Linked DNA regions of Mus musculus: all the other regions are linked to region 5. Evidence: chromatin loops called from intact Hi-C (ENCODE). Cell type or tissue: left cerebral cortex. All regions are shown on one strand.

Region 1 (4,000 bases), 390 kb after region 5:
AGCATCGCACCTATAGCATCTCATTCTATACCATGGATATAGTGACACATGGGGCTATACGATACACACCCCACAGATAAATATGGACTACATTTGTACTTGCTGTGTGCCAAGGTCTCAAAGGAGATGCTTTTTTCCTTCTAGAAGCAGACAGATAAACAGACCAGCGTACTGTCTGGTTTTGTGTGTCAACTTGACACAAGCTGGAGTTATCACAGAGAAAGGAGCCTCTCTTGAGGAAATGCCTCCATGAGATCCAGCTGTAAGGCATTTTCTCAATTAGTGATCAAGGTGGGAGGGCCCATTGAGGGTGGTAGCATCCCTGGGCTGGCAGTCTTGGGTTCAAAAAGAAAGCAAGCTGAGCAAGCCAGGGGAAGCAAGCCAGTAAGAAACATCCCTCCATGGCCTCTGCATCAGCTCCTGCTTCCTGACCTGCTTGAGTTCCAGTCCCGACTTCCCCTGGTGTTGAACAGCCATGTGGAAGTATAAGCTGAATAAACCCTTTCCTCCCCAACTTGATGTTTGTGCAGGAATAGAAAGCCCGACTAAGATAGCCAGGATGGTGGGGGAATGTAAGGGATTGACCCTAGGCACAGAGGCGGGGCCCTGGAGGAAACTGGAACAGATGGGAACGTGAAATGCCGGAGCAGATCTGTCTTTCCCTGGGCTGCTAGCTTTCTTTATTTCTGTGGCAATTAAGTTTCTTCTTGGAGCTCTTCTCCATGTGGCTAGGAGAAAACCAGCCCTGATCAGTCTGTGAGTTTGCCCCAGCTACAGGGCCCCATCTTGGTCTGAACTGATAGCTGAAGCAGGCACAGGGCACCAGCCAGCTCTGGGCACCACCTTCTCTTCTGCTTGTTCTTCAGTTGGCATCTCTATCAAGCACTCACGGTGCCTGGGTGCTATTCTTGGCACCAAGAGGAAGCAGGCCTGGGGACCAGAAGCCCTTCCTCATCTGTTCTGTCCCCAGGAATTCTAGACGGAGGAGATATGCCATATACATTTAGAACTATGAATTGTCTGCAGCCCTCAGAGGTGTCCTAGCAGAACAGCCAGTGAAGAGGAAGAAGGAACCGGCAGCGAGCATCAAAAGAAAAGAAGCGCCTGGAATGGGAAGCCAGAAATGGAGCTCAGAACGGGGCTGTCTGGGGAGTGGAGCATGTGCTGGACTGGGAAGACCTCTGGGAGGGCCACCTTCTTTCCCCAAGTATATTACATGGGGTGGGGGGAAGAGCGGCAAACTGAAGCTGTGGATGTTGATCTCAGCTGCAACCTGTTACAATATCTCTGCTGTAACAGGGTCTGGGTTGGGGAGTGGCAAACTGTTACAGTATCTTTGCCCTCCCTGTGCATGCTTGCTTTCTCTCTCTCTCTCTCTCTCTCTCTCTCTCTCTCTCTCTCTCTCTCTCTCTGTGTGTGTGTGTGTGTGTGTGTGTGTGTGTGTGTGTGTGCAAAACATCACATCATTTATTTTTTTCTAAAGCCCCCTTTATATGGAGCCTTGCATATGTCTTTGGTATTTTGTGTGTGACACTAGGCACTGGCTTTGTTATATACAATTTACAGTTAACGTCTTTCAGCATTTCATCTGAAAGCAATTTGTGTATGAATTGGCTGAACTTTGCCCTCTCTTTTATAGAGAGGGTTTGGCAAGTCATTGACAGAATATGAGAAAGGGGTGAGATGGAAGGGGGGAGAGAAAGGAAGTTTCTTAAGAGAGCAAACAGACAAGTCTCTTAGCCTCAGTTTTAGCCTCAGTTTCCTGCTTTGTAACGGGAGGAAAGAGTAACCCTGCAAGGTCTAACTAAAATCTTTGTGTTGATGCTTGTGCATTTAGCCTTCGACTGAGTCCTGCTTGCTTTTATCCTAAAGATTTTATGTCTAGGGAGAACCTCAATTATTGCCTCTTTAACAACTTATTGAAGGTCTGCTCTTTCCTGAGGGTTAGGCAGGTCTTAGCCAGCAGGATCCAGTCACAGCTCATTAAGAGTCCGCCCTCTACCGGGAAACAGGAGCAAGGACCTTGCTTGCTGGCTAAAGTGGCCTGTGCTTAGGATTCTGGGAAGTCTTCAGGAACCAACAGGCAAAGCAAGTTAAAATCCCTTCCCAAGCTATTGCTTCTGTAACCACTGGGTATATAAAGAGCTTAAGACAGAATGAGTAACCTCTGCCCACTATCACCAAGATACAGTAGCTGTTAACATCCTTGCCGTTATGTTTTCCATATACACCTGTATCCTTTCCCTTGAAGCATTTAGCAGTTTCCAGACATTCTGATGAGTAACCCCTGTCAACAGATAGGGGCGTCCTTCTATGTATCCACCTTAGAAAACATTTACCATTGCACTCATGGAAAAATAATTTTAAAGCATCACCTAAAACTGTGATTCACATTAAAATCATTATGCTTTCTCCCCCAAAAGACTCTTATAGCTTTGCACCTAAGTACTAAGGAGGCAACTATCATGTTTGCTATTATTCTTCTAACCCAGACAGTGGCTGTCCACCCTGCCCTACCCTACCTCATCCCAAGGTATGGTTTTCTAGGCAGCTTTCTTGTCAGAGGTCCTCTGGTTGGGGCCTTTTGGTCCCCCCACCCCCCAACTTGGTTCAAGTCCCACAATTGTGGCTACAGTATTTAAAATAATTATTTTTAGATTTATTTGTTCTATGTGTATGAGCGTGTTTTGCCCACATGTATGTAAATGAACCACAGCGTGTGCCTGGTGCAGGCAGAGGTCAGAAGAGTGTGCCAATCAGATCCCTTGGAACTGGAGTGACAGATCATGAGCCACCGTGTGAGTGATGGGAACCAAACTAGAGTCCTTTGCTTAAGCAACAGGTGCTCTTAACCAGATGTCAAAGTCGTGTCTTTTAACTGCTAGTAGAGGAAGGTGCACCTGCTTGCATGTTTGGGAAGGTTCTGAATGGAGCCAAAGATCCATCTCTTGTTTCTCCACCTGACTCCTTCCAGAGAGTCCCCAGCCGTTCAAGTCCTGGGCACTGACAGGAGGCTGGCCATCTTTCCATCAGCCAGAGACAGTCTAGGCTCTAAGCCAGCAGGGGAAAGTACTGTCCCCATGGTATTGATATGGCAGAGGAGGGGGAGACAGATAATGTATCTGGGGGGCGGGGTTAGGAATATTAAGTGGGTAGTCAGGAACTGAATGGAGAAACAAAGTGAATGGGGAAAGAGCTACAGAGAAAGGTAGCAAGGTAGAGGTAGAGAGATCTGACTCCATTTGAGAAAAATCAGCGAGGCTGGCACAGCTGGAGGGAATAGCTGGAGGGACCCTCTAACGTCTGACGCTTGCAGGCAGTGGCCGCTCACTCAGTTCACGCCCAATTATTAGAGCCAGCAAAGCCTGGGGATTATTTCCCTCCCTCTACTGTGACATGATTTTGGGCGAATGAAAACAAATCAGAATTCATCAACTGTGAACAGAATTGTCAACTGTGAACCGTCAACAGTCTGGTTTAAAAATAGAAGACGGATTGACGAAATGCAGCGGAGAAAGCAATTTAAATAAAACGTTAAAAATAATAATACCCCAAGCATGCAAGGCCCCGGGAAGAGTGTGGAGTCCTGCGTGAGCAGTGAACTAGAGAGAAGTTATTAGCTCTGCTTTACAAATCACAGGAGAGAAAGATTCACCGGCCATTTGCAGGAGTCGTTCACTCACACCAACGGGTTGGTGTGTTGTTGCAAAACAGAAGCGAGGATTGGCTGGGAAATGTGCTAGCACATGTGTTTTAAGTAGGTCAGTGTTTGGAGCACCTGTACAGACTTCTTCAGTGTTGTCTTTCTCCGCTTCTCAGGTAGTTGGGGAGGGCACTTACGGCACAGCAGGTTAAAGGTCTAGAAGCATCCGGGGGCTGGTTGTATTTATATCTGTGATAGTGTGAATATGGGGGCTGGTTGTATTTATATCTGTGATAGTGTGAATATGGAGGCTAATCTGTGCTTAAATGGCCTTACCTGATTTCCTAGTTTCTCAAC
Region 2 (4,000 bases), 410 kb after region 5:
TGCACACATGCATACTCTGTTTTCCTCTTTTTTAAAAAAGATTTATTTATGTGAGTACACTGTAATTGTCCCCAGACCAGACATCAGATCACATTACAGATGGCTGTGAACCACCATGTAGTTGCTGGGACTCGAACCCAGGATCTCTGGAAGAGCAGTCAGCACTCCCAACTGCTGAGCCATCTCTCCAGCCCCACACTCGGTTTCTTAAGCTTAAGTCAAATTGGGGTGTTTTGCATACTGGCTTTTGTGCATCATGGATGTTTTCTTATATAATCACAGGCCTTTCCGTGTGTCTCTGTGCATATATGTTTCTTTCTGTGTTTCTACCGGTGAATCACAGCTACGCTGCCTCCGCTCCTACCTGGAACTCCAGACTTAAATACACACAGGCCGTTCGTCGTCTGTGCATGGATTACGACATGCACAGCAAGTGTGATATGTCCCAAACAAACTGCTTCCTCCTGAGCCAACTTAAGTCATTAACCCTGCTCTTCCCCTGGCAACAGTAAGATCCCTTCCCCCTCCCTCGCAGTTCACATATAACCCACCAGCCAATCACATCGGCACAGCACCTACCTGCATTTTTAAATATACTCTTCCCACTACTACTACTGTGACTCTGATAGAGAGCTGGGGCATCTTTGGGTTTTATTTTAATCTCTTCTGGTTGATCTCCTGGGCTCCATGTCCTCTCTGAACACAGTAGCCCCACTGATGTATAACATGTGAGCGAGTGTATGCCACCACTATCCAGGACACACCAACAACCAACTCCACATCTTGTTCAGATTAATTGAAAACTGAAGACATCTTGGTGATGTGTGAAGCCCTACATTGATTGATGTCCCTGTCACCTGCTTCCACCCCCGCTTACTTATGCAGCTGTAAGTTCACAGGTCTCCACTACAGACATGCATGTCACATGACTATACCCTCAACCCTCCCTTTCCCAGACAGCCCTCTCTCTTCCTCCACCGTTAATAGATGTCACTTTCTTAGCAAGTTTTTCTCCAGTTCACTTTGCTCCTTCTCTACTTAATTTTTCTCCACAGCATTTATCACCCTCTAATAGATTCCATTTGCTGCCCATCCTGGGCATTGTCTTGTCAGTTATTGTCTCAGTAACTGTCAAATGCTGGATGACTCTGCTGATTCTTCTGTGTGTGTATGTATGTGTATGTATGCATATATGTGTGTATACATGTATATGAGTGTGTGTATGTGTGTGTGTACCATCAATTTCAGTGTTTAAAATAGCCCTTAGAAGAGGTTTTCTTGTAGTACAGGATAGCCTGTATTAGGTACTTAGTATGAGAATCATGTTCATCTGCTCAGTTCTTCTAGCAAATGATGTTATTTCTACTGCTGATGAGAAAACATGAGATTTGGATAGCTCGTAGATGATAGAGCAGAGGGTTAAGTCTTTTCTGGAGCTTACATTTTTCCTATTAGACTGGTTGTTTGTTTGTTTGTTTGAGACAGGGTTTCTCTGTGTAGCCCTGGCTGTTCTGGAACTCACTCTGTAGACGAGGCTGGCCTTGAACTCAGAAGTTCGCCTGTCTCTGCCTCCCCAGTGCTGGGATTAAAGGGGTGTGCCACCACTGCCCGATGATTGTTCTTAATCTATGTAAAATGCTCATGAGTTCTGGGCTTCTGTTAGAGAGTGAAAAAGGCACATGCATGCCCAAACATATTCATGCACAAATGTATCCATGCCCACATATGTCCATGCCCACACATGCCCATGCACACACATACATGTCCATGCCCACATATGTCCATGCCCACACATGCCCACACACATACATGTCTATGCCCACATATGTCCATAACCACACATGCTCACACATGAATGCCCACGCACATTCATACCCACACAGATGTATATCCCATGCATGCCCAAACACATGCATGCACATGCATTTCCATGCTCAAATATGTCTATGGCCACACATGCCCATACACATGCATGCCCACACATACATGCCCATGCACATACATGTCCATGCCCATATACTTCATGACCACACATGTCCATCACATGCATGCCCACTTGTGTGCCCACACACATGCATGTCTACCTACATGAGCAACATGCACATCTGTGTATATTAAGCCCTTTTTTCTGTGGTTTTGGGACTCGGAGGTTTTGCCCTTTTCCTGGTATCCCTCACCTTCCCCACTGACAGGGCTTCTCCATGGTGAGAGACACACCATCCTCACCCATTTTCTCCTCTGTCTTCCAGCATGTGTGCAGGACTCTCTGGAGTTTATCATTGTCCCCGCCGCACTCTGCTTTTCTGATAGTCTCAAGTTTCCGACCTAGCTTTTCGAAGATAAAAAATCATTTGTAATCTGTCCTGAAGTCAACTGTTCTTCCGTGGCTCAGCTATCTGCTGCTGTGCAAAAAAGATAGCACTGCACAATATGAAATAAATTGGAATCAGAACCGTAGGAGATCATGTGGCTGCTACACCACCAAGTGGGCAGCTAAGCAAATGCTGCCTGTTTCCCGGGTACCACTGTAGAGCTGGGAGCAGGGCCTTTGACAGTGTGGGGAATGAGGGAAGGTGCAGGCCCCACTCTTAACAGGTGAGATTAAGTGAACTGTATTTCACCTAAAAATGCCACAAAGCATAACAGCTCCTCAATCAGCAGCCACAGCATGGCATCCCCTCCTCATCCTGTGACACATTATAATTAGTATGACATTGGCATCTTCAGCTTGAGTGCCCATCCTCAGGATGACATCACTGTCCTCTGCTGGAGTGTCATCATTGGTATGATATCATTGTCCTTTATCCCTGTGTATTATCACCATCAGTGTCATGTCAACACTCTCTGCTTGTGTGTTGTCATTGTCAGGGTGACGTCACTGTTCCCTGCTCTCTGTCTGCATCTTGCCAACAGAACAAACATGGTCATGATGATAATGATTCTCTGTTGCAAAACTCAAAGTGGTTGTTTGATATGACGTGGGTAGGGATGCCATTTTGACTGGATGTGAAGGGCATAGGAATGCCACTTTGACGGGACATAAAGGGGGTGGGAGTGGCACTTTGGTTGTTCCACTTAAGGAACATGTAACATGGCAAGACGAAGCCCAGGTTCACTGTTTTCCTAAATATACAGCGAGAGATACCTAGATCCATTGGAACTATAGGCAAAACCGACACCAAATAGCAACCTGGATGATCCCAGTCTGCACCAAACATGGAGGAGAGGGCTCTGACAGCCACATCCTAACCACAATGGTGTAAGTCTTCTCCTAGCTCTGTGGGTAGCTCCCGGCACCTCTTCTGTTTGAAGAGGGTCTTAGAGCAAAAAGAGGTGGATGTTCTACTTAATTATTTCAAGACCTTGAAAGACCTGGAAGGAAAAGTGGCTACAGAACATGTCAGGGAACTGCGTGAGGAAGAAGCATGGTAGTAAGGAGCCAGGACCGTGGGGGTCTGCAGAAAACACAGTTCCTGCTTTCCATAGAGCAATTGCAGGTATGGTGCGGAAGTGTTCTTTCTTCGTTTCTCACTGTCTTTTACCTTGTGGAAAACTGTATAAGGAGCTGTCTCACTCTCCCATTGGGCATCAGCCCATGGGTCCTGGGAAAGTAGCTGTGAGTCTTTTTCTTTTTCTCCGCAACCCAGAGAGTGTTGAGAGTAAATACTTCCAAGGCCTGTCTGTGCTCTGCCTGCTTGAGTCTCCTACAGTCCCTTGCCTTCAGATCATATACAGAGGCAGAGTGAGGCTGGCATCTGACTAAGCCCTCTGGGTCTGTCTTGAAGTGGGGTCTTAGTGCAGCCCTGGCCCCAGATGTCACACAGTCAGGGAGCTCTGTACCTATGAAAAAAAAAGATTTAAAAGTTGAATGTCAAAGGCCAGAACATTGGTGTTGCAGGGAGTTTGGTTAGAATACCAATGGTGTCCAAAGCATGAGGCCCGTGTAACAAAAGTGTCTTGATTTAAGCTAAGTTTAAAGAGAGAGAGAAAAAAAGTCATT
Region 3 (4,000 bases), 140 kb after region 5:
AGCACCCAGCGGGCACACAGCATTAGCTGGGATCTTCCTTTTGAGCTGTGACCCCTTTTCAGGAGATGTTGACCTTTTTCTTTAACTTAAGAAAATGGGTCTGAAAAGATGACCTAGTCGGCCATCACTGGAAAGAGAGGCCCATTGGTCAGGCAAACGTTATATGCCCCAGTACAGGGGAATGCCAGGGCCAAAAAAATGGGAATGGGTGGGTAGGGGAGTGGGGGGGGGAGGGGGGACTTTTGGGATAGCATTGGAAATGTAATTGAAGAAAATATGTAATAAAAAAAGAAATATATATATATATATAGATAGATAGATAGATAGATAGATAGATTTGTGTTTGGGATGGGAACTTTTTCCAGTGGTATTTTGCAGTAAATACTCTTTTAATGTCACCATTTACTTTCTATCCTGTTTATGGACTGCATCCAATGTATCATTTACCTGGAATTGATACTGAACACGAAGGGATTTTATAAGAATAAAAATTATCATTATTTTTAAAAAAGTAAAAAAAAAAAAAAAAAGAAAGAAAGTGGGTCTGGGAGAATTTGCTGGAAAAGCTATGTTTCCTGATTTAGTTCCCTTCATTTGAGTGATAATTTCTGTTTGTGCGTTGTCGTAGCTTCGCTGTTCAGGCAGACTTTTCCTACCCAGCATCTCATTTGCATTCCTTCCAAACTGGATGGCTGAGAAAAGGCTGTGTGCATCCCTTCCTCAGTGTTAATCAAGGGTTGATTATCTGCATCCCTTTCTTCTCCCCAATGGCTTCCTGCCTTTGACTGGGGACTTGGAGCTAGAAACAGGGCCTGAATCAGATGGCGCAGCTCTGGAAAAATACGTACTCTCGATTGGGGCGTGCCACTCCAGACCAGGTGGGGCTCTAGCAGAAGAGGTGAACAAGCTTCTGATGGCTTTGGGGATCATGGCTCCCTGGTCTGGGAGAGGACCACAGGGTTGCCATACTCTTAGACTCCAGGGCTCATTCTTTCCAACCACTCCAGGATGCTTTAGCAGAGAAAGCCAAAAGGAATTTAGCGTAAGTGGAAGGGAAGGCTCGGTGCTCCTGAAGTTGCTGAGAGCCGGCAGACAGGAAAGCAGGGGTGTGTGTGGCGTGGGTGAGCATTTGAACCTGTTACCTTGAAGTCTATATCATATAGACCCTGAAAGCCAGACAGGCTGGGCAGGCGGAAGCTCTTAGTGAGGAATACAGCCTAGGAGGGCGCCTGCAACATCAGCGCCACTGAGGTTGGTCTGCCCCACAGCCTTTCCACAGCCTGAGTCTGAGGTCAGGCTCCTACCCGGCAAAGAGGCAAACAGATTAAGGTACTGTATGGGAGCCCGGCTTCTCAGCTGTCCTGTATAGCAGCCTTAACTAGGAATTGGCTCAATATTTCTGAGTTCTGCTCCCCTTGCCCCAGATTTGGATTAGGGTCTGGAATGAGGTCAAGTTGATTCTTTCAGGGTCTACATTCTAGGATAGTTGGAAACAGGGACAGAATTTAAGAGCCTCTTGGCTAGGGGTGTGTGTGTGTGGGGGGGGTGTGCCACCTGTTCTAGGAGCATTATTATCGGGACTTGCCAGACTCTGGGCCTGTATTTAAATTTATTTTGAGATTCTATTTTTTTTGTTATTATTATTTTATATGGATGTTTTGCCTGTATGTATATCTGTGTAATACATACATGCAGTACTTGTAGAAGCCAGAAGAGGGTGCCAGGTACCCTGAGACTGGAGTTACAGACAGCTGTAAGCTGTCACTTGGGTGCTGGGAATCGAACTCTGGTCTTCTAGAAGAGTAGTCAACGCTCTTAACTGCTGAGCCATCTGCCTGGACACAGGGCCTGTGCTTTAGAGGCCAAACTCCAGGCAAACCTTGAGATAAGACCAGCTGGTTGTACTAGGCTGTAGAATGCAGGCTATGTATCCCTCTGTGTGGATTATAGGTACAAAGACAAAGCATCAGGGACAGTATACAAAGGAAGATGCAAGCTCTGCCTTTAATGGAGGGGCCTGGGAGTGGGCACAGCTTGACTAGGTTGTGATCCTTAGAAACCAGCTGAGTCCCTGGATGGTCACTTCCTTTGTTGAGCTGAGGCTGTGTGACTGTGTGGCTTCCATTTTCAGCTCTGAAGGCATGCGGCAAGCAGAGGGGGCTTTTGTGAACTGGTAACCCCCAGCGATTTGACTGCCATGTCTGTCAAATACTGGTAGATACAGTGTTTCTTCAGGTTCTGTACTGAAACAAACCCTGCATTCATTTAATTTGTCTTTGTGGGAAAAGAAAGCATACCTAGTTCTTCCAGACTTTGAGAACGTTTTAGAAAACTTTTGTTACCCAAGCCAGCAGCACTGCTGCCTAGTGGCAGCTTTCGGAATTGCAAGTCAGTGCTTGAGGAAATAGCAAACATACACTTTGAAGTGACTTGAGGGAAAGGGGTGTGTGTGTCTGTGTGTGTGTGTCTGTGTGTTTATTTCAAGGCAGCATCACACACCTGAACAACTGAAACAGACCTCTTTGGGTAGATTTATAATATGTGTATTTAAACTTTTATGCCAGCTAGTGTTATTTGAAACCACTCTTCTGAGCAGACCCACAGCCTGGGCACTGTGGATATTCTGGACCGTCCTTGTGTGGACAGCCGTGCAGGGGCACCTGACCCCCACACTAGATGTTGACAACCCTTCTTTCTCCTTGCTTGTGATGATCAGAATATCTCCAGACATTGCCATCACCCCTGGGAGGCAAAACCACCCTTGTTAGAGATGCTGTGCTAGCTAGTGCACATTGTGAGCCTCCGGCCCGCTTCTGTGACAGTGTGTGACATTGGGTCACTGTGAGCTAAGATGTGACAACCGTCTTCACAGCAGGATAGCTGTTGCCGTGGTGGAGAGACTTCTGACTTGGAAGTAGACAAAAACGTTCAGGTTTTGATTTTTTTTCAAATGTCTAGTTGAAGCAGTAATGGCTGGATTGGCGTTCACAGCTCCGTGCTTGGGTTGGGCATCCCCACTAGGGCCACTGTGGACCTTCCTCGTGTAGACAAGACAGGTGTAGACTGCAGGAGCCTCTGAAAATGTGGCAATGAGGGGATGTGTGACATCTTTTCTCTCAGAGACTCTGAAGTAAGCAAACCCCATACACGTTTGTAGCTTGGGGGAAGGGCTGTTAATTGCGTGAAATAAGCTTCCACACAGCAAGTTCAGATCCCAAAAAGGCCGAGATGAGATTTGCTGAGGGGAAGAAAAGTCTCTGGGAAATCCTGTGGCTTCCAGCCTGTTTGGGTGAACATTGCTGAACCTGTTATAGAAGGCAGAACTGAACTCTCCTTTGTGATACAAGGTCCAGCTCTCCCATGTGACTGCAGTTATCCCTGCCCTACCCACTGCTTGGCTTCCCTCGGTTTCAGCTAGCTTTGGTTACCCATGGCTGGCAGACAGTAAAGGAAAACATTTAAACATCATTCATGGATTTTATCTGTGTGCTTTCCGGGGAGTGTGATGACTTAGCTCGCCGTTGTTCTTGGGATGGAAGTCATCTCTTTGGTATTTCCACGCTGCATACACTACCTGCCTGTTGGTCATATAGACAGCTTGCTTAAGCCACTGTGTGCTCATTAAGTATATTATCCTACGTGACCATGTGTAATAGTGAATGGTGGGTATAGTACAGTACAATATTCTCAGAGAGGTATAGAAGGAGACAGGAAAGCAAAGGCAGACAGCCCACATCCACGTAACTTTCATTACAGTACATCACTGTCCTGCTTTAATGTAATCTACTGCACTGTATATAAACTGAACAATGAAGTTTGTTATAGATATATACACAAAGAAGGAAACAATATAGACAGTCCATAATTTCTGCTGTCCCCTGGGGGCCTTGGAATATGTTGAGTGAAGACAAGGGACGTCCTGTGCTTGCATTAACTCTTTCACTAAAGGTGATGTGTGCTTCTAGCTGTGAGGCCACCTCTTTGCCCCCAGGGAATGACT
Region 4 (4,000 bases), 190 kb after region 5:
AATAAGGAGCTTGTGAGTATCTACTTCGCAGAATACAACTATTCTTACATCCTTTCCCATTCTTTTTCTTTTTTTAAACTTATTTTTAATTATGTTTGTGCACCTGAGTGCGCTTGCCTGCAGAAGAGGGCGTCGGATCCCCTGGAGCTGGAGTTACAGACAGTTGCAAGTCACCTAATGTGAGTGCTAGGAACTGAACTTGACGCTTCTAGAAGAGCAGCAGGTGGCTGTAATGGCAGAGCCATGTCTCCACCTTCCTCCTGCATGATTCTTAACAGAATCATCTGTGTTCAGCTCATAGATTTGTGTACGTCTGACACAAGTTTTCACTGATGAAAGTCTTCTCACAGTGCTCTCCCTCAGAGGAGAGGACACTTGCTTTTTTCAGTTGTTTTAAAGAAGCACCTGTGAGAAAGCCCTGTGTTGAGCACTGTGAATTGCTCTCTGGCTTCAACTGGCACAGTTCCCATGGGGAAATTTGTGGTCTTTTGCCCCAAGTCTTGGTTCTTTGTGAAAGAGCCTTTCTACATCTTAGCCCCTGGCTTGTTCAGGATTGTCTCTTTCTTTTTAACAGATACTCAGTCGGGCCCAGACCACACTTCTGACCACAGAGTGTGTGCCTTGTATTTTAAAGGCAAGGGACAGACAGCTCAACCAAACTTCCCTTTCATCCTTTCTCCTCTGAAATGGTAATGTAATGGGCAGGCCTTGTTAAGAAGGGGAGCAGACAAGTTGACTTGAACACAGATGGGAGCCAGACACTAAAGAACATTTTCAATTGAGACCCTTTGTTAGCACTTGGCATGGGTTAAATTGCGTGGACCTTGCAAACTCTAGGGAGCTGAGTTAGAAAGAGATGCTCTCTGACACTGGGGTCACACATGCAATAAAATATAGTCTAGGTCCATGTGGAGTCCCGTGGGAGGCTACAGAGTTCTAATCTGGAGCCTTTCTCTTTGGGAGAAGTTGAGTCCCTGTGTTTCCCTGTGTGGCTCCAGCCAGTCAGAGCACATGAGCCTTGTGCTATGAAGAGCTCAGTGCTCAGGAGAAACTGGGATGATCCTTGGTCTCTAAGTCCCCATCACAGAAATAAGTGGGTGACATTGACTATGTCCTTGGAGCCTTGTAAGGTTGTCTGTTGTCTAGGAAGACATTCCATCTTATCTTTCTGGGATAGAGGAGGATCTAGGAGTTTTGGTAAAACATGGTAGAGCTCAATAGTTAAAAACAAGCTGGGTAGCTGGTCATGGTGCTGCACGCCTTTAATCCCAGCACTCGGGAGGCAGAGGCAGGCAGATTTCTGAGTTCGAGGCCAGCCTGGTCTACAGAGTGAGTTCCAGGACAGCCAGGGTTACACAGAGAAAACCTGTCTCGAAAACCAAAAAAAAAAAAACCACCAAGCTGGGCTAGATTTGTTCACGTAAGGTCATCAGTTTCCGTTGAAAGGCAGCTTGGTGTCCAGGCAAGAAAGCAAGTTATTGAGGCCTCGGTACTCTTGGAGAAGCCTGTGGTTAGTGTCTGTGGCCTCTCGACCCTTTCTCAGGCAAAGATATGGTGAGGAGAAACTGGACTCTGCTGCTTTATATTGTGGGCCATTTATATCAAGCTCCTGGGAGAGACAGAATCAATTCTTTTCAAGGTTTTCTGAGTCCCTTGGCTACCTGTCTTGTGGCTTCAAGAGAGTGACAGGTATATCATTGCCTGTCCCTTTAAGGTGTCAGCAGCACTGTGCTGGGTAGCTTTGTCAACTTGACCCAAACTAGAGTTGCCTGAGAAGAGCGAACCTTGATTGAGGAGTTGGCCTGTGGGTATCAGCATGGGACATTTTTTTTTTTTTGACTAGTGATTAATGGGGCAGGGTTCAGCCTCCTGTGGGTGGCATCACCCAGGTAGGTGTTTCTGGGTTGTATAAAGAGGCTGAACAAGTCAGGAAGCAGCACTTACTCCATGATTCAGTTCCTGTCTCCAGGTTCCTGTTTCTGCCCCGACTTCCCGGCTTCTGGTTTACCAGAGTAAACCCTTCTGTCTTCAACTTGGTTCAGGTCATTGTTTTACCACAACAGTGAAGCAAAACTAGGAAGGCACCGAATTCATTTGGTGGAGTTGTGACCATGGAGGAGAAACAAGAGGTGCTGAGGGGCTTGAACGCCCTTCTGCTGGGTGAGACTCCATCAGTACTTGCAGCTGAGTCCCTTGGATTGTTAAGAGTTCAGTTCTTGTTTGTGATGCATCAGTGACTTTTTGAGAGCCTTCCTTAATTCTATATTCAGAGTGTTCTGTCTTTCCATGATCCATTCTGAGTATTGATCACTCTGTCAATGAGTTTTTCAGTTTTACCTTGAAAACAGTATTTTCTCTTTTTTATTCCTGTGACTTCCACCCACCTATTGTTTTCCTCCCTTGGAGGTACCGCCCCAAGCATAAACAGCTGTTTTTTTGGGTAATTGCCCACACTGCTGTTTGAGCATTTTGCAGTAGTGAAGGGCTCTGGGGATGATTGCCCCGCCTGAACCAGCCATCCGTAGACACAAACACAATGGCAGCGTGAAGATGGGCTGTCTGAGAGTTCAGAGCGTAGTAATTGCAGTGTGCAATTTGCTTTCTCTCTCTCTCTCTTCACCAGTGTCTGTCTGGGGACAATCACAGAAACTTCCAGGGGTTTCTGAGGGGAAAAAAAATCTCATCTCATCTTTGTGTTGGAGATGAGAACAAGAACAAGAAAATAAATGTGGCTTTTTTTTTTCTTTAACTCAGTCTTTACTGCTGAGGTCCATGGAGGTGATGTTCTCTGGTGGGGCAAGATGGGAGAGGGACAGTCTTCGTGAAGGCTAAGGACTCTTCTTGGAACTGTCATGGGACTGTGGCCTGTGATGACAACTGCCTCAGTTTCTCTCTGATAGCTTAAGAATTGAATGTCTGATCCACAGAGAGGTCTAGGGATATACAATCGTCTAGGAGGCAGAATCCTGTCTGGAAGCCTTGGGGGCAGAAACTGTTCATGTTTGGGAGAGCTCAGACTGTACAGAAGCCCACAAGAAACCTAAAATTCTGCCACACTAAGAATCCTCCCTGGCTCAAGGACAACACCTATAGAATAGAATCCAGGATGTGAGAGGGACATTTCTTGTATCTTGGCTGCCTTTTATGACTGCGTACTCATGGATACCAGGCATCACCAAGTGTCGGCTGCTCTGAGTAGAACACATGTAGCTCTTGCTTTACAGTGTCTGCTCTTTCCCTCCTCACCCAGGTTTAATGATGTCAATTTATACACATGCCTGTGAGGCAGCCAGCAGTCTGAATGTTCATGGCAAAATTCCTCTCCATGATAGACTGAAGCTGGATTCAGTCTTTGGTTTCTTCCACCCCACCTCCTGTGCACTCTGTCATTATACACATTTTGACTCTGTCCTGGCCCTAATCACTAAACAAGGCTTCTGGTGGAGGTTGCTTCCTCTTTTGCCTTCTTGAGAGGTCCACTACTACAGCTACCATGGGGCCTTAGTGAGAAACAAAAGGAGTTGTCGTAGGGTTTCCATTGCTGAGAAGAGACACCATGACCAAGGCAACTCTTATAAGGGTCAACATATAATTGGGGCTGGCTTATAAGGTTCAGGGGTTCAATCCATTATTGTCATGGTGGGAAGCATGGCACTGTCTAGGCAGGCCCGGGGCTGGAGGAGCTAAGAGTTCTACATATTGAACTGAAGGCAAACAGGAGAAGACTGACTTCCAGGCAGCTGACTTCCAGGCAGCTAGGGTGAGGGTCTCAAAGCCCACCCTCACAATGATACACTTCCTTCAACATGGCCACACCTCCTATTAGTGCCACTTCCTGGGCCAAGCATTTTCAAACCACCACATTCCACTCTCGGGCCCCTATAGGCTTATTCAAACACATGAGTCTATGGGGGCCATACCTAGTCATAGCATCATGTAAAATATAGTTAGTTCAACTTCAAAAGTCCCAATAGTCTATAACAGTCTCAATAATGTTAAC
Region 5 (4,000 bases):
CAGAGGCAGAGGCAGAGGCAGAGGCAGAGGCAGAGGCAGAGGCAGAGGCAGAGGCAGAGGCAGAGGCAGAGGCAGAGGCAGAGGCAGAGGCAGAGGCAGAGGCAGAGGCAGAGGCAGAGGCAGAGGCAGAGGCAGAGGCAGAGGCAGAGGCAGAGGCAGAGGCAGAGGCAGAGGCAGAGGCAGAGGCAGAGGCAGAGGCAGAGGCAGAGGCAGAGGCAGAGGCAGAGGCAGAGGCAGAGGCAGAGGCAGAGGCAGAGGCAGAGGCAGAGGCAGAGGCAGAGGCAGAGGCAGGCGGATTTCTGAGTTCGAGGCCAGCCTGGTCTACAGAGTGAGTTCCAGGACAGCCAGAGCTATACAGAGAAATCCTGTCTCGAAAAACAAAACAAAACAAAACAAAACAAAACAAAACAAAACAAAAAAAGATCCGTGACGACTGGAAAAGATGATCCGTGACGACTGAAGAGCCAGGAATGGCCATGCTGCAGGAGTTCATAGAAAGAGCCCAGGCTTGAGCAGGGCAGGCGGCTGGTGTGGCCAATCACTTAACTCAAAGGTAGATTAAGATGGCTTGATGAAAGAACTGGTTATGAGGAGGCAAAAATGACATCGGGTGTGACTCTTCAGAACAGGGGTGCTGACAAAACATGGCTGGGGAATGAGAGGTAATGCTTGCACAGGCCCGTATGTGAGCTAGAGCGCGGGACAAAGGCGGCGGCTGCGGCGGCAGGTGCGCAGGGGAACAAGCCGGGCAGCTGCCTTCCCAGCCACGGTACTGCGGTCCTGGGACTTGGGCGGGCTCCTAAGGTACGTGTCCGCAGAACACTGAGCCCCAACTTGGCACATAAGTTTCTCTTGAAATGAGATGCATTCCTCTCACTATCCCAAGCCTCTCTCTCTCCAGCTATGACATCAGATACTCACTGTGTTCATCCCCGTGATAAGATACTCTCTGGGTGAGGTGTTTCCCCAACATGAAAAAAAAAGACTCCACTTCTCCTGTACTAAGGCCTCCCAGAATGCACAAGAACTGCAATTCACATGCTTAAACCATGCCATCTGCCCAATTATTACAGCACGACTCACAACCGGCCACATCATCGTGGTGGCATATTGAAAAGCAGGGCTCAGGATCCCTCTGATACTGACTGTTGGTGGTGTGTCATGACTGGTGCAGCTGCTGAGAGCAAGGCAGATCGCACTGTCAGAGAGTTCCAGCCCACGGGAAGGTCACGCTTGCCATAAGTGACCTTAAGCGCAGTGAGCTTGCAGCTGGAGAAACACTGAGTTCTCAGGGCAGTGTCACCGAGGTCCTGGCCTGAATCACAGGGACCACAAATCTCGGAACAAATGGAGATGAGGCAGCTGCAGAATGCATTCAGATATTCTGGTAGCTCAAGTCTGCCCAGGGGCAAAGTGATCCCAGGCCTGGAGGAGCCCTTGCCACTGGGGTCTGACCCCAAGGCTAGCCTGTGTAGAAAGTGGGGACAAGAAGGCAGGGGTGGGTGGGTGGGTGGGGGCAAACAGAGGCAGAAGGGTAAGAGGGCAAGGACCAGGTGTGCAGGGGACTAGGGTTTGGGTGTTTCTCAGGGAAGTGTCCTGAAGGGTTTTGAGTTTGGTGTGTGTGTGTGTGTGTGTGTGTTCAGGGCTATAGGCTATAGCTGTGCCAAGAAGTAGGCAGCGATGCACCTGTTAAGTCGCTCCCACCCCTATTAAACCAAACACGCTGAGTATTTGGAAAGAGAAGAGAGGGCTGGGTCAAGGCCAGCTTTCTCCTTCTGTCCGTGCTTGAAGCTGGAGGTCGGTTCCACAGGACTCTTAGGGGTGGCTCTGGTTGGAGATCAGACTTAGAGATGCTGGGTGTATGGCTTGAACCAGGGAGTAGAGAAGTTCACCTAAATATTGTCTGTGCACAAGACGCAACAGGGACTCATTTAAAGGGCCGACTCTTGGAGAGAGTCTCCTCTCTCCACCGTAGAGATTCTGAGACGGGTGTCCCAAGCACTTACTCGTTGAGAGTCCCTCAACACTGGCGACTTCTTGGCCTTCTAACATCATTTCCCTGAGCTTGAAATCTGTGTCAGCCCTGTAGAGCTGCGAATGAATCACGCTCCCGGATGGGACCGCTGAGCGCCAAGTAGCCGCCAGGGGGCGCCAGAGGCCTCGGCTAGGAGCTCAGGCTTCTCCGCCCGCGGACGCCGCGCCCGAGACGAGCCAGAGCGCTGCGGGCTCACAAAGCGGCCGGACGCGCGGCGGCGGCAGGTGCGCAAGGGAACGAGCCGGGCATCAGCCTTCCCAGCCACCGCGGTACAGGAACCCCAGCAACTCGGGCGCCGGGACTCGGGCGGGCTCCCAAGGTACGTGTCCGCAGAACACTGAGCCCCAACTTGGCATATTTGGCGTAGTTGGGACCTTCCTGAGGCCATCTCCCGGGCTGGCAGGGTCAGGGCCTGGGGGCATTTCTGCGTGTCCCTGTTGCGCAGAAGCCGCGGGCCGGGAGCAGAGAGACCTTTGCCTTAGCTGGGAACGGGAAGCCCGGCTTGAGGGCACCCCAAAGCCCCCGTCTGCCAGAGCCTGGGATGATGCTCAGAGCGCCGTTATCCCTATCCCTACACCAGAGCTGTGGGGCCCGTCTGTGGGAGTGCGGCTGGCACATTGAGCATCCGGGTTTTGGGGGAGATGTACTGGAGCCCCACAACGGAGAGCCGGTGAGAGGGTCTTCAGTAGTTTGACGGCGGCCCCGAGTCGGTGACCTAGGCTCTGCGTTTGTAGCTGTTTCCATGCATAAGGGCTCTCCAGGTGCAACCTCCGTCCCAGGTGTGAGAGGGACCACCCTGTCCCCGCGGTGAGCCCAGGCGCTGCAGCTTGTGCGCGCCCCTAGGCGCCCAGACACCCGGTGGGAGTGAGGGGCTTGAGGTAGCCCTGTTGTCACCGGCTCACGCCCGTGTGCCCTGCCCCCAGATGCCAGCGATCGCGGTGCTCGCGGCGGCCGCCGCGGCGTGGTGCTTCCTCCAAGTGGACAGCCGGCACCTGGACGCGCTGGCCGGTGGCGCGGCCCTCAACAACGCCAATTTCCTAGACAATGACCAGTGGCTGAGCACTGTCTCCCAGTATGACCGTGACAAGTACTGGAACCGCTTCCGAGATGTGAGTTCGGCTGGGGGTGGAAAATGGGGGGGGGGGGCTCAGAGACCAGTGTAGGGGTTGGGGGTGGTAGGTTCAAACCTCTCATGGAGGTCCACAGTGCATCCGTCTAGCCTGAGAGGAACTTTAAAGAGAACTTGGAAGGCTGGGTGCTCTTGCGTGTTACCTGTATTCCAGGTATGTGCACTTGTAGGATCGATGCAGCTGTCCTCACAGAAACAGGGCACAAACCTTAAGCAGCTTGGGGAGAGGGGCTCTCCAAGTGTCTGAGAGCTACTGATGGCAGACTGACTTTACCAAACCCTGGAAGGAAGGTCCTGGGAGCTGCAGGATCTGGCTATCTTTTGGGTGCATCAGGAAAAAAAAATCTCTAGTGATGTGTATAGCTCATTTATTAAGAAGCCATGAGGTCAGGCATGAGGGGAGGTCTTGGGGGCCTCCTGGCAATGAACTTGATGGGATAGCAGGGAACAGTGCAGTGGCTTGGAGTCTTCCAGACTTCAGTGGAAGGGAAAAGGGAACAGGCAGCGCAGAGAATCAGAGAATCCTTTCCCCAGGAGAGTGCCAGGTGGGATGTGGGGGAGAAACCCTGGGGCATCAGGGCACATCTGCTGTTTGTCTCCGCCACAGTCCTGGCTCCTACATACCTCTGTGCTTCCAGAAGATGGGGCAAGAAGCCCCCTTCCAGTAGGACCTGCTCCCCAGCCCCTTCAAAGACTCCCCAGAGTGGTAGGGATTAAGGGGACATTAGGAATCCCTGTCCCCGAGATGCTTTCAGTATTGTAAAAATGTCTAAGACTTACAATGAGTAAAGCTTTTATGTTTGAATGTTTTGTTTTTATGCAGTAGTTTATGTGTT
Region 6 (4,000 bases), 630 kb after region 5:
TAGGGAAAAGAGAGGCAGGAAGGACTGTCACAGGGAGGAGGGTGGCAGGGAGTACCATCACAGGGAGGAAGGTGGCAGGGAGGATCATCATAGGGAGGAGGGTGGCAGGGAGGACAGTCCCAGGAAGCTAAGAGGGTGAAGAGATTCTGAGGAGCTGTGGGCAGATGTGTGTTATTTACTTCTGTCAAAGACTGCTAGGCAGGCACTCAAGCATAATCTTATACACAATCAAGCACACACACACACACACACACACACACACACACACACAGAGAGAGAGAGAGACAAAGAGAGAGAGAGAGAGAGAGAGAGAGAGAGAGAGAGATGGGCACACAGGATGCACAGAGGTGGGCACACTGACCTAGAGCCACACACCCACTCTGCCCTCAAGGCCATGTTTATACAGAATGACACGAATGTGTCTGAAAAAAAATTAGATAGCATTTGAAATCACTCTGTACTTTGGGCTTCCCCAGACATTAGGTATCAGCTAACTTGTGCTGACTCTTGGCCCCAAATTGTCCACTGCTAGTCACAATTTAGCTGATTTGTCCCACCTATCCATATCAGTGCCATGTTGTCTAACTATAGCCTGGGCCTTGTGTTCTTCTGTTTTCCACACTACCCGTCTCCGGATTTTCAAGCCTTTAGCTTTAGACTGGCTGGCGTCTGTGGTTCCTTCCGGGCTCTGCTTCTTTGAAGAATTCTGGTAGATCACACATGGAGATTTAGGGAGGGTGTGAGTGAGAAGCGACCTGTTAATTGGCTTTTGAAGAATGACTAAGACCATGCTAGCTCCGAGGGTGGGAAAGTTAGCTCGGAGAAACGGTGAAGAACGGGTATAGCAGAGAGCTCCGTGGGGCCTGGAGAGCAGAATAGAGCAGCAGAGCGCAGAGAGCTCAGAGTCCACCTTGCAGGGAGGGCACCTTGTCCAGTCTGCGCTGCCGTGGCAGCTTGAGAAGCTGGGAAGTTCTTGGTGTCAGTAGACTCACTCCCTGGTTCCACACAGCATCTTCTGCTGCAAACCCCCGGGCGGGGGGAGGGGGGGATGTAACACTGTATCACACAGAAGACTGGGGACGGAGGGATTTTTCTCTCCCAGTCCCTTTGTATAACAGTATCAATCTACGCACAAGGGCAGGGCCGGCCTGTGTGAACTGAATACCTCCCACCAGGCCCCAGCTCTTAAAGTTCATGCCTGAGACTTGTCCAGCGCACAGATTTTGGAGGGGCCACTCACACGGCAGCAGAAGATGAGCGCTCCTGGGCCATAGCAGCAGCGCGGGTGTCAGGAAGCAGGGCGTGGCGCCTGTCAGGTAGCACCAGGAGAGGCTCGACTGTGAGGTCAGCATTGGACCAAAACACAAGGAAGGCCTTTGTTCTCCCACACGGAGCCACGAGTGCGTCTCGGGAAAGGGATGAGATGGGTTTAGTCCCATTCATTCATCCCGGATGCAGTAGCAGTAGAGGCTGAGGTGAGCATGGGAATTGAAGTGGTGCAGAGAACATCATTAAGGAAGCTATGGCCGTGGACCAGGCAGGGAGGGGCAACTTTAGAGAGCATAAGCAAGCCTTCTGCCTGAGCTAATGTGACCATACATCAACAGTTCCCACAGAACAAAGTGTACAAACGTGCAGAGCTTCTTCGTGACCTTTATCGACTCCTGGCTCTATTAAACTCTGAAAGGAAAATGTGAATTTGGCCTTATATCCATGGGAGTGAGTGTGACGTTAACATACCCACCTAAAACAATTCAATGTCTTTTTAAATCATGGCCCCACATTCATTTTAAAACACAATTGTTCACTTGTGTGGATAAATCATGCAGAAAGAAACCCAATGAGTCTCATTGGAAAAGCGCTCTGTACATGGGCTACTAGTTTAATATTCCTTCAGCGGACAGCCCCTGCCCCTAAGAGGAACCATCTCAAAACCTGACTGTGCCTGATTGTTTCTGAAGTAGAGTAAGGCCCACAGTGCCCCCTGCTGGCAACTTGGAGATATAGCTTCATTGAGAGCTTTTTTTGTTGTTAGTTTTTGACTAAATGAAATGGTTGTTAATGTTAGTTTTCTCTATATGGAGATTGAAATAAATGAATCGCTTGGGAGCAATGGTTGCTGTTGAAATGGGGGATCAAGAAGGAAGCTACTTTTGGTTGGACAACGTAAAGGAGACAGGTGAAGTATTAAGCAAAAGAAATGCAAAGGCTAAACTTGGTATCTAAAATTAGGTTGTGTCAACACAACATACACACACGAACACACAGGCACATACACTCACACACACACACATGCGCGCGCATGTGCACGCACACGACCCCAAAAACATCACATGCCTGTGCTCACCCAGGAGGCCTTTATAAGCACTGGATGTAACAACACAGCTGGAACATGTGCTGTTGGCAGAGGCTCGAGTTTCCTCATGTAAATGCTAAAATTCTCTTATGGGAGTGTATGTGGCATACATTGTACAGAGAGGATTGCTAGAAAATATCAAGAATTGTAAACAAGGTTACAGACCTTTGACCTAACATTCATCCTTTCAGAATCTATCCTAAGAGGTAGAGAACCAAAGTGTGTAAGTGGTGTGTATATAAAAGATTCTCAGGCTAAGTGGATGACTCAGTGACTAAGAGGGCTTGCAGAACAAACACAAGGACCTGAGTTCAAATCTTTCCTAAATAAAAACGAGGCATGGCTTCATGTGCCTGGTACCCCAGCACTGGGAAAACACTTAGGAGGATGACGGGAGTTTGCTGGCCAGCACACAGAGTCAAACCTCAGACTATAGGTTCTTTGGCGAGAAATCCTGTCTCAAAAGAACAAAGTGAAAAGTGACTGAAGGGATGCCAATGTCCTCTGCTGGCTTCCTTGTGCATGCCCGAGAGTGTGCACATGTATACACACATGCATACACCATACCTACAATGCAAAGGCACTCAGTAGCAAGAATGGAAGCTGTAAGTGATCCCAGTTGACCATCCCAACATAGAGAAAACACCTAAATTAAGTTGTTGCATCTATAATGGTGCTACTTAAAGACAAAGTTTCTAGAGGGTTCCAATTAGGTCAAAACATGTAGGATGTTAAAAGAAAAGGTCAGCCGGGTGTGGTGGTCCACGCCTTTAATCCCAGCACTCGGGAGGCAGAGGCAGGCAGATTTCTGAGTTCGAGGCCAGCCTGATCTACAAAGTGAGTTCCAGGACAGCCAAGGCTGTCCAGAGAAACCCTGTCTCGAAAATAAAAAACAAAAACAAAAAACAAAAAACAAACAACAACAGAAAGAAAGAAAGAAAGAAAGAAAGGAAGGAAGGAAGGAAGGAAGGAAGGAAGGAAGGAAGGAAGAAAGAAAGAAAGAAAGAAAGAAAGAAAGAAAGAAAGAAAGGAAGAAAGAAAGAAAAGGCCATATGTGCCAAATTTACTAGAGACCTGTGGAAACAAGGAGAAAAATCTTTGCAACCTTAGATAAAATATTTTAAAAAAGCAAATAATGTTCGATGGCAAGGAGGTGACTAAGCTACCTCAGTAAACTTCTGATAGAGATTAAGGTGTTTGAAGTCACTTTAAAATCTTTTAGAAGTCTTTTTTTTTTTAAACTTTTCAATGTGTGTATTATTTTATTTGGGGATGCTTACTCCAGAAAATGGTTGATTATGTACGCCCAAAATGAGAATAAGGATTGTCACCAACACACACTGGGAGCCAGGTTATTATCACTTAGTGATTATTGGTTGTGTCCTAGGTACCTTGGCAAGCACTCAGAGGCTAGCAAACACTGCTCAGCTCTCAAAGCACTGGCCAGCAGCTGTCATGATTAAATGAGGATGCTGACACCAGAAATGTCTGTGTGTGACTTCATTCCCCACAAACTGCCATGGGAAAGGTCAGAAACACCAAAGAGTCACCAATGAACACTTAAGAACCACCCACTCTGACAGCGACATCTGGGACACACTACAGGCATTCCATAACTCTCGAGCAAAACAAATTCATGAAATA
Region 7 (4,000 bases), 130 kb after region 5:
AGATAGGAGCTCTGCGTTCAGGGACCCTGGGTTCCTCATAGTCCCGGCTACTTTCCTGGTTCAATCTGCCCCGCTTTTGAAGATTAAAAAAAGGGGAGGCATATTTTTCCTAACTAACTTCCTTTATAGGAGTGTAACCTTATTTTTGGATTATATATGCAATACATACAATTTTTGGAACATCAAAAGGAAGAGAACTGTAGCAGTCAGTCCAGATCTTAGCACCCGAGACAATCGCTATTGGCATCCCCAGCTCAATTCCTTCCAGATCCTAAGTGTGCACACATGTTTACATAATTGGAATCAAAATTTTAATGTAATCTTACTCCCCACATTTTTATGTATTATACTGTAACCCTTCCCTCCAGTGCTGAATGGTCTTCAAAATCTTAATCTTTGTGCCTGATCATATTCACCCACTCACCCATCCCCATATCCTTCAATCCAATACATATTTCTAGTGTTTCTTACATCCTAAACCCTGTGCTGGGTGCCAGGCATAAGGTAGGGAGCTGAGGTCCTCTGTCCCTTCACAGAGCTCACACACAGACTAGCAGGGCAGGTGACCAGAACAACACAGGCTGCACACTTGCTTGGCTCAAACTTCTTTAACAAAGCACCATAGATGTGGTAGCTTAAACAGCAGAGGTTTCTTTCTTCAGTTTTGGAGGGGAAAGTCAAGGTACTATACATTCAGCCCTCCGTGAGGCCCTCTCCCTAACCTGCAAATGATGGTGGTCAGCTCCTCACGAAGGGGGGGAGCGTGGGGGGGGGAGAGAGAGGGGCTGAATGACTCTGACATTTCTTCCTTTTCTTGCAAGATTAGTAACCATACAACATGGTCTATGTAACCTCATCTAAAACCAGTAACCTTTCAAAGGCTTTCCCTCCAAATACTGTCATGCTGCGGGTCAGGTTTCTTCCATAAAGATATGAGGTCGAAGGACGGGGACATTCAGTCCTTAACAAGGATCATGCATACTTGCTTTAATGTGAGGGAAAAAAAAGAAGCTAGGTGGGCAGGGCCTCATCACTGCTCTTGAAATGGTCAAGACAGAACAATTTTCAGAGCCAGCCAGCTTCTCTGTGAGGTCCCCTCTTTGGAGGAAGTTTGAGAAATCCTGATTGGCTAACTCTGTTTGGAATGGCTGAACACCTTCTGGGCCATATACCTGAATGAATGAAATAGAATAAAAGCATAGTGCTCATTGTTTTTCTGTTCCTGTGATCACATACCATGACCAGAGGCAACTTAAGAAAGAAAAGCATGTTTGGCTCACTGTTCCAGAGTGAGTCTATAATGGCAGGAAAGGCGAGCTAGCAGGAGCTGGAAGCTGGGGAGCTGCTTTTTGTCTGCACACAGGAGTCAGAGGGAAAGAGAATAGGACGTGGTTGGAGGTTACAAACCTTTAAAGTACACCCCAGTGACACACATCCTCTAGCAAGGCTGCGTCTCCTAGAGTTTCTGTAACATCCCCAAACAGTGCCACCTACTGGAGACAAAGTATTGAAACACATGCCTGTGGGGGACACTTCACTCCCATTTCAGCACACCCCGAGGAGGGAATCTGTGTCTACAGTCAGTGGTAGAACCGCAGACACTGCTGTGCAGTGATCACCACTGCCTTCCTAGCATGGAGCTCCTCCGGAGTAAAGCCAGGCACTGCAGACATGAAAGCCAGCAGGCTCTCTGGGCAATGGTGGGTGTATTTTTGAAACAGGAAGCGGTTTTCTCCAAGGAGAAAGCCCCCGCCCTAGATAAAGATGAATCTGAGGATAGGCGTGGCTGAGACATTATTTAGTCCTGGAGGTTCATGGGTGCTGCCGAGACGGCAGGGCTCCCGGCTGCCTCCTGAATGCTTTCCCATCATTTCCCAGTCAGGTGGGGTCAGAAGACTGTTGTGCGGAGATGGAATGTGTTGTGTCCCATGCCTTGTGAGGTGGGGAATGTGGAGCAGCCCACACATCACCCATGGAGTCTTTTCGGTGTCCTCCCAAGAAGCATTGTTCTGGGAGACAGACATCCGGCAGGGGGTGATCACACATTGAGTCTTGCAGGATACAGTTAACAGCAGAGTGAGACTCTGGGAGTTCTGTGGTCCAGTTAGCTCACAGGGCGCCCCCTAGTGGAAGCAGGTCCCCTTTGTTTGTTGGATGCCCATTAGACAGACTTGGTTAGGAACAACCCTGCGGGGGACTCAGGAGTACATGTGTCTGTGAACTTGCTGTGGGATGAATCTGTGAGTCACAGACTCCTCTCAGCAGGGGACAGATGGTCACAAAATCATGTGACATAGAAAGCCCAGTGTTGTAGTGTGTGTACACAACACAGGAAATGTTTCAGGAAATGTATGCATGTATGAACTGCTTTTTGGATTTTTATCTTTATCTAATTTGGGTAAGCACATAAAAGCACCAGACTGAATTTGCTGCTTAGTATGGACTACAGTGCTTTATTTAAAAAAAAAAAAAAAAAAAGCAAAGCAAAACTGGCTTTTCATTAGCAGAAGCCTGCAAGCGAGGCAGCAACTAACGGGGTTTGCATGTCCTGATCTTCGTCTGTAAAATGTGGGAATTATCACTGCCCTGTAGGGCCTGCTGCTAGGATTAAATTAGAGAGCACACATCCTTAACCTGCTGCCTGATACGTAGTAGGCACTCAATAAGTGGGAGCTATTATTTTTATTGATATAATAGCTAATTTTGATTCAGGGTTCAAAGTGCTTTGCATATATTAACTCTGTTAATTGATTTTCCACGCTCTGGTCTTTCATCAGAGGCAGAGCTGCCTCTGAGACTGTGCTTGGGCCTTGTTCATTACCTTGGGGGCAGCTGTGGTCTCCATGATGAACAGTCAGAAGAGGGTTTTATAATCAGATGAGGATATCACCTCGATGCAACCCCCATTCTAATCCCTAGAGGGGCATTGCTGTAAAATGACCCAAAGTTTTATTCTTCAGAGGGTCCTTTGCCCCAGTTAGAGGGAGACTTCTTATTCCGTATGGGCACGATGCTCAAAAGATTGCTATTGATGTAGGTCTTATACCATGGGCTCCCTGGTGGGTCTGATTTATTTAGACATCCTTTGAGGCGAGCTAGCTGTGATAGACAATTTTTAGCCTTCATCCCAGAGATGTTGCCTTAAGTATCTGTCCTCTGTTCCATCCTGAAGCCTTTGTGATGAGTTTATACTCCCTAAACTATCCAAAACGCGGCTATTAAATTGGAGTTCAGGGTACCAGGAGTCTTTATTTGATCTTGTAAGTTTTGAAAGTTTGTCCAGGAGGCATAGAAAAACCCTTCAAAGTTTCTAGTGTTTAATCTGTTTGAACAGAAGTCTTGGGAAAGGTTTAGCCAAGGAATATCAAACTCTGAGATAAACAGTTCGTCAGAAAACCAACAGAGACTACTTCTTAAACATACAGCCACCCAGAGTGTTCGCGTTTGGAAGCAGCAGCTGAATTTCCCTCGGAGGGATTTATTTCTTGATCACGGTTGGTGCAACAGTAATGTTCTCTGGGAGGATATTATCAGGAAGATTGTCTACCTTTCTGTCTGTCTGTCTGCCTATGTTTGTGGCATGAAAGTGACCAGAGTTAAGTAAACTGCAGTCCTGGGTCAGTGCATGTCCTCTTTGTTTCTGTGGCACGTATGAAGGATAGAGAGAGAGCTGATTTTTGGCCTTGGGAAAGTGAGTGGTCTCACTCAACTGTTGCTAGGTGATCTCTCTCATGGATACACAGTGTACAGCTGTATAATGTGATTTTCTTCCCTAGCTTGTGGGCCCAACTGGGTCACTTTCTGGTTTGTGGCAGAGTCTACAGAGCCAGGCACAATCTTTGGGAAGGAGACCAGACTTCCGGTGTCCCTATCAGAGGTGATAGTTCTGTTCATCTTAAAAATTCACATTTGGACCTCAATATGAAGTGAATCAAGCAATGATTTCCTGGCTCCCAGGAAGATCCGTAAGGTTCAGATGGAGTGGTACCTTGGGGTAATG

Evidence for each region. Hi-C counts contacts between places; a loop is a spot of excess contacts. Peaks named below come from ENCODE experiments on the same cell type or tissue, not always from the same donor. Only the 100,000 strongest peaks of a DNase experiment are listed, where the experiment ranks them.
Region 1: a loop joins it to region 5, with 3 times the contacts of the local background. A loop is called at or near these places in 12 of 42 quality-filtered maps.
Region 2: it touches region 5 in a loop (4-fold over the local background); 4 of 42 quality-filtered maps call a loop at or near these places.
Region 3: a loop joins it to region 5, with 2.9 times the contacts of the local background. A loop is called at or near these places in 10 of 42 quality-filtered maps.
Region 4: it touches region 5 in a loop (5-fold over the local background); 5 of 42 quality-filtered maps call a loop at or near these places.
Region 6: it touches region 5 in a loop (16-fold over the local background); 19 of 42 quality-filtered maps call a loop at or near these places.
Region 7: a loop joins it to region 5, with 4 times the contacts of the local background. A loop is called at or near these places in 12 of 42 quality-filtered maps.

The regions. Positions count from the first base shown.
Region 1 is chr13:57,519,351-57,523,350 of GRCm38, reverse strand. The region is part of intron 6 of Spock1 (sparc/osteonectin, cwcv and kazal-like domains proteoglycan 1); the gene reads left to right. Among named protein-coding and RNA genes, the nearest start is that of Gm33240, 77 kb to the right of the region's middle. In left cerebral cortex, a CTCF peak has its summit at 2,002 (motif pointing left); DNase peaks (open chromatin) are centred at 866 and 1,991; H3K27ac peaks cover 855 bases.
Region 2 is chr13:57,500,232-57,504,231 of GRCm38, reverse strand. All of the region lies in intron 7 of Spock1 (sparc/osteonectin, cwcv and kazal-like domains proteoglycan 1), which reads left to right. Among named protein-coding and RNA genes, the nearest start is that of Gm33240, 58 kb to the right of the region's middle. In left cerebral cortex, a CTCF peak has its summit at 2,479; a DNase peak (open chromatin) is centred at 2,430.
Region 3 is chr13:57,765,291-57,769,290 of GRCm38, reverse strand. All of the region lies in intron 2 of Spock1 (sparc/osteonectin, cwcv and kazal-like domains proteoglycan 1), which reads left to right. Among named protein-coding and RNA genes, the nearest start is that of Spock1, 140 kb to the left of the region's middle. In left cerebral cortex, CTCF peaks have their summits at 1,701 (motif pointing right) and 2,365; DNase peaks (open chromatin) are centred at 765 and 2,372.
Region 4 is chr13:57,716,760-57,720,759 of GRCm38, reverse strand. The region is part of intron 2 of Spock1 (sparc/osteonectin, cwcv and kazal-like domains proteoglycan 1); the gene reads left to right. Among named protein-coding and RNA genes, the nearest start is that of Spock1, 190 kb to the left of the region's middle. In left cerebral cortex, no CTCF peak of the experiment used is centred here; no DNase peak of the experiment used is centred here.
Region 5 is chr13:57,906,546-57,910,545 of GRCm38, reverse strand. It overlaps Spock1 (sparc/osteonectin, cwcv and kazal-like domains proteoglycan 1), which reads left to right and starts at 2,214. Exons shown (of 12, transcript NM_009262.3): 1 at 2,214-2,354; 2 at 2,959-3,144. The coding sequence starts at 2,959. In left cerebral cortex, a CTCF peak has its summit at 2,137 (motif pointing right); DNase peaks (open chromatin) are centred at 2,145, 2,551, 2,898, 3,669 and 1 more place; H3K4me3 peaks cover 1,848 bases; H3K27ac peaks cover 1,738 bases.
Region 6 is chr13:57,279,648-57,283,647 of GRCm38, reverse strand. It overlaps 1700072F12Rik (a long non-coding RNA gene), which reads right to left and starts at 1,285. Exons shown (of 2, transcript XR_873502.1): 1 at 1,241-1,285; 2 at 382-1,018. In left cerebral cortex, a CTCF peak has its summit at 1,985 (motif pointing left); DNase peaks (open chromatin) are centred at 756, 1,584 and 1,963.
Region 7 is chr13:57,777,518-57,781,517 of GRCm38, reverse strand. All of the region lies in intron 2 of Spock1 (sparc/osteonectin, cwcv and kazal-like domains proteoglycan 1), which reads left to right. Among named protein-coding and RNA genes, the nearest start is that of Spock1, 130 kb to the left of the region's middle. In left cerebral cortex, a CTCF peak has its summit at 2,106 (motif pointing left); a DNase peak (open chromatin) is centred at 2,149.